Regions from separate parts of the Homo sapiens genome. Here region 1 is linked to region 2. The links are chromatin loops, found by intact Hi-C in ENCODE. Cell type or tissue: heart left ventricle. All regions are shown on one strand.

The links. A loop is a pair of places that touch in the nucleus more often than their neighbours do. Peaks named below come from ENCODE experiments on the same cell type or tissue, not always from the same donor. Only the 100,000 strongest peaks of a DNase experiment are listed, where the experiment ranks them.
Region 1: a loop joins it to region 2, with 2.8 times the contacts of the local background. A loop is called at or near these places in 3 of 110 quality-filtered maps.

What each region holds. Positions count from the first base shown.
Region 1 is chr20:51,427,474-51,431,473 of GRCh38, reverse strand. The region is part of intron 9 of NFATC2 (nuclear factor of activated T cells 2); the gene reads left to right. Among named protein-coding and RNA genes, the nearest start is that of MIR3194, 24 kb to the left of the region's middle. In heart left ventricle, no CTCF peak of the experiment used is centred here; DNase peaks (open chromatin) are centred at 2,203 and 2,953; H3K4me3 peaks cover 665 bases; H3K27ac peaks cover 413 bases.
Region 2 is chr20:51,490,804-51,494,803 of GRCh38, reverse strand. All of the region lies in intron 3 of NFATC2 (nuclear factor of activated T cells 2), which reads left to right. Among named protein-coding and RNA genes, the nearest start is that of MIR3194, 40 kb to the right of the region's middle. In heart left ventricle, no CTCF peak of the experiment used is centred here; DNase peaks (open chromatin) are centred at 2,033 and 2,442; H3K4me3 peaks cover 1,292 bases; H3K27ac peaks cover 538 bases.

The DNA.
Region 1 (4,000 bases), 63 kb after region 2:
CAGCTGATGGGTGGTTTGGGCCAAGGAAAAGATGCAGAGGAGGCTTTGTGTGAGTCTGTAGGTGCCCGTTTGTGGGCAAGGGGTCTGCCCAGAGGGTAGTCTTGTGGAGAAGCTGTGATGAGGTGTTGGTCCAGGATCTCAGGGAGGAAGGACAAACCGCATTGCTAAGACTCACCTGGGAGCCGCAAGGTGCATTGGGAGGTCGGAGAGGGTGGGATGAGCAGAGCAGCCTTGCCTTGGGGGCTCCAGACAGAAAAATAGGCTGTTGGACTTTCTTTACCTTCATTTTTCTTTTAAAATTTTTTGTGGATATAGAGCAGGTATATATATTTGTGGGGTACATGAGATGTTTGGAGACAGGCATGCAAAGTGAAATAAGCACATATAGAGAATGGGGTATCCATCCCCTCAAGCGTTTATCCATCGAGTTGCAAAGCCCATGACACTGTTTACATTATTTAAAAATGTACAGTTAAGCGACTGGAGTTTTTTCTTAATAGAAGAAGGAAAAACCTAAATTGCTGGCTGTCATTCCCAGTTCCAGTCCTGTATTTTATAGGCAGTAGCGTCTGATATACCCTGAAACCTCAATTATTTCAGAAAATTAACTCTCAGGAGCCCAGCCAAGGGGTAGGAAGTAAAGCGAAAGCTTTGAAACAGCCACAATAGTTACCATCAAGACTGGGTACTAAATTTCATATACCGCAGTGCCAGAAATATCCTCTGCTGCATAGTCAGAGGCTGTTGACCTTTACTCTACAAAACGTCTTGACAAGCCAGGTTATCTGGGGGCTCTGTGACTTCTGGTATTCTCCATACCCAATCCCTAGGGAGACAGTCGATCAAAAACGTCCCCTGAATTCACCAAGCAAAGACCTCTGGGGCCACTTCTTGTAGGGTCATCCTGCCCCACGTGCCTTACAAGGCTGACCTCTAGGTATTGCTCTGTTAATAATTGATCCGTTTGATCCTGAATAATCAAGCACAGGTTGAGTTAAAGTCATGGTGCTCTGTTTTGAAACGGACACCTGCATACAATCCATCCTTGAACAATTTACATTCACAATGGTGAAGATAAGGTTTTGGTGCTTATTTTCAAGGGGGCAATCGTGTAGAGAATTAACTAAGGCAGAACGTGGAGGATCAATGAAGCATGGTCGTAACCAGATCCCTCTCCACGTGAGGCCCTGGGGGATCGATTGTATTGGAGAAGAGGTGCTTTATAAATAAATGAGTGTCTGTGCAGGGCTGGATAATTTTCCCCAGCTGACTCTGCACCTAGGGCTGGTCTGGTCTCCAGAGCGAGAAACACACTGGCCTCTCCTACCCTGTCCATCCCTTGTTAAAGGCAAATGGTGAGTGCCTTGGATATTGGGGCACCCGTGTCCAAGTGGCCCGAGGTGGTCATGACTGGCTATGGCAGCCCCGGATCCACAGATGTCCTTGCCGTTTCCAAAGAAGCTTATGTTACAGAGAAAGCAGCTGAGCACCGAGACCCTTTTGGGCCTCCTGAGGCCCTTTCTCAACGCAGGCAGGTTCAAAGTCGTGGTGAGGGGGAGTCCCGCTAGGTCCAAACCTGAGTCAGCTCTAAGGATGTCTCAGAGAACCGAGCGAGGTGAAATTTAGGTACATGCTGTATGACCCCAGCCCATGGGATGTTAGGAGCTATTTTCTGAAGGAGGGTTCCATGGCTTTAAAAGATGAAAAAACTAGGTTAAACCAAGTTTTTTGTTTTTGCTTTTGTTTAATTATTTGTTGCAGGACTTCTGAGAGTCTTTATCCTGCTAGCGGACATTATAAGTCTCTAAAATGCGGGGGTGTAGCACAAAGGAGAGCGCATCGCACGCTCCAGGTGGTGATGTCCACACTGGATTGTACTGTGTTCTGCAAGAATGGAGGCCCGGGAGTCGTGCTACACAGCTGGCCTAGAAGCTCTTTTCCTGATACTTGGCAGAAATAACATAAAGGAAGCTCAAGAGCTCTGAAGCGCAGCACTGCCCTGTCCCCTGTGCCATAGTCCGGCTTCTCAATTTGGGGGCTGCACATTCCTGAGGCCAGAGCTGGATGGGGCAGTGGAATGGTTTCCACCCACGTGGCCTCCAAAAGGCAGCAAGTGCCACTAGTTATGTTCAGTGCTCCACCGGCCTTGTCTCCAAGGCTCTGCCCACCCCAGGACCCTCCAATGGGCAGGTCCCCTGGTGGCTCGTGCCCAGTGGCAAGCCCCAGACTGCATCTCCACCGTAGCCACCAAGATGTGGGTGCAGTTTTGTCTCTGAACTGCTGCAATTTCAAATTCTCCTAGCCCGTCTCCTAGCTAGTCTGTGTAGCCCGTGCATCCGTGGAACATTCCAGATATGCCACCATCAGCTCTAGGGATATGAGATTTGGACGTCTTGGTTTGCTGTGTTGTGTTATTTCTGACAAGTAAACTGGAAAATCCCCTGGGTCATTCCTTTGGTGTCTGGTGGGGCAACTTCCTTGGTCTTTAGGTCCTTTTCTGTCCCTTTCGTTTATGATTTCAAGGGAGTCTGTCGCACACGGCACATATTTGGCTGCACGGGGCCCGTGCTAAACCCCAGCGTGCTGTGCTGCCTGTGCGTGGGCATTTCTGGTCTGTCATTTATTTCCCTTGGGATTTTGCCAAAGTGGGCTTTCCTTGGAAACTTTGTAAGAGCTGGGCTTATGCGTTTTGAGGGTTGAGGGAAGGTTCTGTGGCTGGAAAAGGAAGCAGTCACCAGTGGACACACAGGTCCTCCCTCCCCCGCACAAGTGCAAACAAACCATCTTTGAAGCTGATCCCGCCCCTGCCCTGGGGTCCAGGGAAGCCCCCGGCTCTGAGTTATCGTTTCCTGCACCTTGGCCAGTGATCCCAGCGTCGCGTCTGGGCATTCCACCCCGCTCCCTCATGGGGCATCTGTGCTTTATCTCAGCCCTTCCCGCCTGCATTCCTGCACACAGACGCCGGCTGGCTTGGCCCCGTTTGTTCTTGGAACACCAAGGCGCTCCTTCTGCTTTCTCCACTCCGAGTACTTGAGACGTTTTCAAGAAGTCTCTTTGGAAAAGCAAAATAAGTAATATTCCAGGGCCCAAGGCATGCACTCCCCTGAGCCCCGTGTTTCTCCACCCACCCCAATTCAGGCACTTTCTTACAGCTCTTCAGAAACATATGGTTCATACACCGTCACTTGCGTTCTCTCTGCTGTCATCCCCCTTCCGTGACTAGTCCCTTGTTCTAAGGCCCCAAATTGTACCTGGGGAACACCAGCAGCTCCTAGCAGTAGCTGCTTCTGGGACCTCATTCTTCCCTACCTTTCTCCCCTATTCCTCTGTCCTCCCCAACCCTCCCTGTCCTTAACCCTTCCTTCTTCCCTCTCTCCCTTCCTCTGTGTCCTTGACCCTTGACTTCTCTGTCCTTGACCCTCCTTCCCTCTCACCCACTAGTATTTTCTGGCTGTCTACTCTGTGCTGGACACTGTTCTGGGACTTAGGGATCCACTAAGTGAACAAATGAAATGAAATCTTTGCTCTCACGGTGATTGTTTAGTAGGTAAGCGAGACAGACATTAGCATGGAAGGCAGTAAGTAAGCAAGCGAAATTCAGACAGCAATGAAAGCCACAGGGAAAATTCCACGGGGTTAGGAGCGAGAGGGTGGCTGCCTGGTTTGGGGGTGAGGTTGGCCCCTGCAGATGAGTGTACAGAAAGGCCACTCTGAAGAGGCGGCCTTTGGGGATGGACGCAGACCTGGGGAGGTCTGAGGGAAGAGTGTTTCAGGGAGAGGGAACGCAGGTGGCGGAGGCCGTGAACTCGGAGACGTGGGCTTGCTCCCGCAGGCTTTCAGCAGCAGTGCAGCGTGGTTTGATTTACTGTTTGAGAAGATCACTCTGGCTGCCTTTGCGAAATGGACTATAGGGAGTCAAGGGTTGAAAAAAGGGGGATGTGTGAATTGAAAACGAATCCCGTGACAGGAGCATGATGGAAGGCGGTGCATTTCACAGGGA
Region 2 (4,000 bases):
TCCTTAAGAAGTCAGAGTTGAGCTTTCCCCTCTTACGACAAACTTCATTTCCTGTTTCATCAAAAAGTTCTTCCTGGCAAACTGTGGCTTCTCAGCCTGTCACCTCTCTGCCACGGGAGGTGAGAACCTCTCCCATGCTGTGAGATGACTGAGCCGCGGCCTTGTTTATGGAAGCCAAGTGCCAGTCCCTCAAGGCGCGTGGGTTCTCAGCCCTAGGATTCAGGATGGAGCCGTGTTCAGCTCTGGGCAAGGGTAGGATGCTGACTCTGTGCACAAAGACCTGCACGTAGTAGTAGCAGAAGAAAAGGGCCTTGGGGCCTTAAATAAAGGTGAGGAGTGGGGAGCCCCTCAAGAGCGAAGTGTGAGGGAATTACTGACGTGTGCCGCATTTCCACTTGAAAGTAAAATAAAAATGTTTAAACAAAGAGGAAATAGGAGGAGCAGGTGTAGCAGAAAAGCCACCAGCCAGGGAAGCCGCCAGATTTGCTTTTGATTTCCAGTGGCACCCGCCCTGTGCCGGACACCTTAGGCAGCTGACTTAGCCTCTCTGAGCAAACCCATGGAAATTCAGTGCCTGGTGCCCACTCCGCGTGGAGAAGGAGGGGAGCACTGGGGTCCTGTCCTTCCTCATGTCCACATTCAAAAGAGGACTCATAACCAAGCAAAGTAACGGTGACCGAGCTGCCTGAGATGGCTTGGAGGAAGGTCTGAAATGGGTGACGATGGTGGCGATGATGGTAACTGTTGACGCTCACTGAGCACCCACTCTTTGCCAGGCACTGTACCCATTATATCGTCTAATCTTTGCCACAGCTCATGGGGCATGGGATGGGCATCTGTTATTTTCCCCTTTGCAGAGGTGAGGGCTCAGAGGTGTGGCCAGCTTTCCGCAGCCCCAACCAGTCTCGGATCTGAGACTTGGTTGGTTCTGAGCAGGCTGATGGTCAAGGGTGTCACGTTCCGGGCTGGCTCTTTGCTAAGCGTTTGATGCCCATCACAGTGGGGAGCAGCTCTCTGGGGACATGGTGCTGAGGTTGCCACTGATGAGAGGATTGGACAGGGACCAAGCTGCTCTCAATGTGATCGACTCTGTTCCTGTCTCTCAGCATGCCCCGCCTCTCAGGGAATAGGCCCAGTGGGGTTTCCCTGCGGTGACGTTGAACCAGTGTCTGCTGCATTCGAGGGGCCTCAGATGGAGCTGCTATCTGAATCCAGGGCCCCGGTGAGTGAGACTCATAGTCGGGGTGGAAAGGTGCTCAAGTAATGAGAGGCTTTCTTTTATCGTAGATTCACTGTGTCAGTCTGGGACATTCCCTCTGTAAATGGGAGGTGCCTAGAAGATCAAAATCATTTCTCTAGCATGTTGTCAATTTCACATCACTCAGTTGCAATGTGAGGTCGCCAATCCCCATTCTATGCCCATAACAGCCCCATGAGAAAACGACAAGAATTACAACAAGATGAAGGCCAACGTTTACTGAGCGCTTACTATGTGTCGCCACTGGTTCTAAGAGCTGTGCTTATACCAATTCATTGGGTCCTGGCAACTCTATGAAATGTACAAGTGCTTTTTTCTATGTGACACATGTGTCAAAGAGTCAGAGTGACCTGCCCAAGGTCCACAGCCAGCGAGTTCAGCAGTTGGGACTTGAGCTTGTGTCTGCCGACTCCCTAGCCCCCAGTCTAAACTGTTGGACCCCACTGCTCTGGAATCTTCTTCTCCTGGTTTCCTGATGGCAAAACTGGGACCCAGATGGTTCTAGTGGATTTGCAGATGCCACATGGTTCACCAGAGGCCCAGGCTGGGAGGCACACGATCGCATCCTCCTGGAGCCTCTGGCCCCAAGCTGCAAACTCCAATGCTGACGCTACAGTTCCATGAGCCCGTGGATACGTCGCTGACCGAGGAACCCAGGGCGACATGAAAGGAACACGCTTGGCCTTGACAGGCCCAGCCCCGGCCGGCGCTCACTTGGAGGCAGTTGAAAGGAAAACTGCGATAAGGGGCTGCTTTATCACGCCTCTTGACAGGCCGAGCTTCCTCCCTTGTGTGGCGTGAGCCTTAAACCTCTTCCAAGTCGCCTGGCATGGAGCCCCGGCCGCCTCCTGCTCCCCAAGGGCTGGAGCGGGGAGCCCATTAGCCAGTGGGAGTGGGAGCGGGCCCGGGCGGGTGCCAGCCCTTTGAAGCCGCGCAGAGGGCCCCGCACAGTCCCCTTATCTTGGCTGGTGGTGTTCCTCGGCCGGAAAAGGGAAGCACAGAGAGGAAAAGCTTTCCCCTGTGGCTTTTGTGTTTGGTTCGCATTAAATGAGGCTGGGCGGGGTTTTTGTTGTTTGTTTTCCAACTTTTCAGCGAAAGGATGACGGATGACGTTTAGCGCAGCAGGCGCCCACTTCTCTGGGGTGGCGTGCCCATGTCATGCCGCACTCACGCACACTCCTGCCTGTTGATTGCGCAGTCTCCTCTGTGTCTTTTCTAGAAGCTGGGGGGCTGCCCAGGTCGTCCTGAGAATAGCGGCGGGGTGCGGCGGGGCTCGGTGGTGCCAGCGGGTGGAGGCTGTGAATCCATTCACTCTGAGGCCCTGGCAGCCAGGGACCTCGTCTAGACAGGAAGATGTGTGTGATGGGATTTAAAGATGAGGCTCTCCCTCCTGCTGGGGCGAGAAGGCTCTAGGAGCCTTGGGGCCGAGGTGATTTGGTTTGTAGGATTTGCGCATTTCTGGGATGTGCAGGGATGCGGCTTTCTCCAGATCTAAGGGGAGCCCGGGCCAGTGAACAAGGGGTGTTCATGGCACTCCGGGGGCGCGGGGCTGGGGGTATGTGTGTGCAGGCCAGACCATAGCAGGGTCCTCATAAGCTTTCACAGGGAGTAGGGCTGGGGCAAGGGGTGTGTGTGTGTGTGTGTGTGTGTGTGTGTGTGTGTGTGTGTATGTGTATGTGTGTGTTGGTGGGGGTGGGGCTGTTCTCAACGAGCAGATGTGAAAATCAATGGGAGAAGAGAGTAAGAGATGGGCAGACTGCAATCTGAGTAGTTATGCACCTAAACAGATGCACACAGAGACCTATGGGTGCCCAGGAGTGTCCTGGAGCCCGTTTTCGTGGCCTTGTGAGAGCTGATTTTTAAAGTTCCAGGAACTCTGTTACATGTTGTTCTGACCTATGTGCCTGAGGTCATAGGCATCCGTGTATCCACATGGCGGAGGTAGCACGTAATGGTGCCGCTGCACTTCTCCTCCCAGCTCCATATACAGTATCGTCACACCGGGAGCTGGAAATCAGCCACTGTGGGAGTGTTGACACCGTGGAAATGGGCAAACACTGCAAAGCAAGCTTTCTGTCTTGGAGAACTGGTCGTTGAATATTTCCTGGTCTACCATTGCATACCTCACAGGCACAGCGCATGCAAACCCAGAGCAAGGAAGACAGACAGACGGGCTACCTGAACGAATGCCACTTTTTAGTTTTGGGAAAATACATTACATTTTTATACATTGGTTGATTTCCCTCTTCTTTTTTTTTTTTAACCTTGTCCATTTTATGCATGTGGAAGAATCACTCAGAGATAGGGCCATGGCTTCACCAAGCTGCAGAAGGGGTCATTGGTGCAAAAAAAGGTTAAAAATTTGTGCCCTGGAGCCAGGAGATGATTTTCCTTTTCTAGTCCTCTCTCTGAATACAGGACATTCTCCTAGCTTGTGGGCAGGCAGTGGTACTTTTTCTCTCCTGGTAAAGAGTCCTTAGCAGACCTCCTTGGGTCCTTTTGCAGAGGTTTGCTGAGCACCTCTTGTGTCTGGGCACTGACCTGGGTGGTTTTCTTAATCATCCCTTGATGATCTACTGGCTTTGGAGATGGTGGCTTCCCATCTTGGGGCTCCCCAAACCCAGTGCTTCAGCACCTCCTCTGCTGTACTTTGAATGCCAGTCCTGTGCTCTGCAAACCATGGTTCCCTGGGAAAGGAGCATGTTGATTAATGTTGTGTTACTTAGTCAGCATTTTTAACAT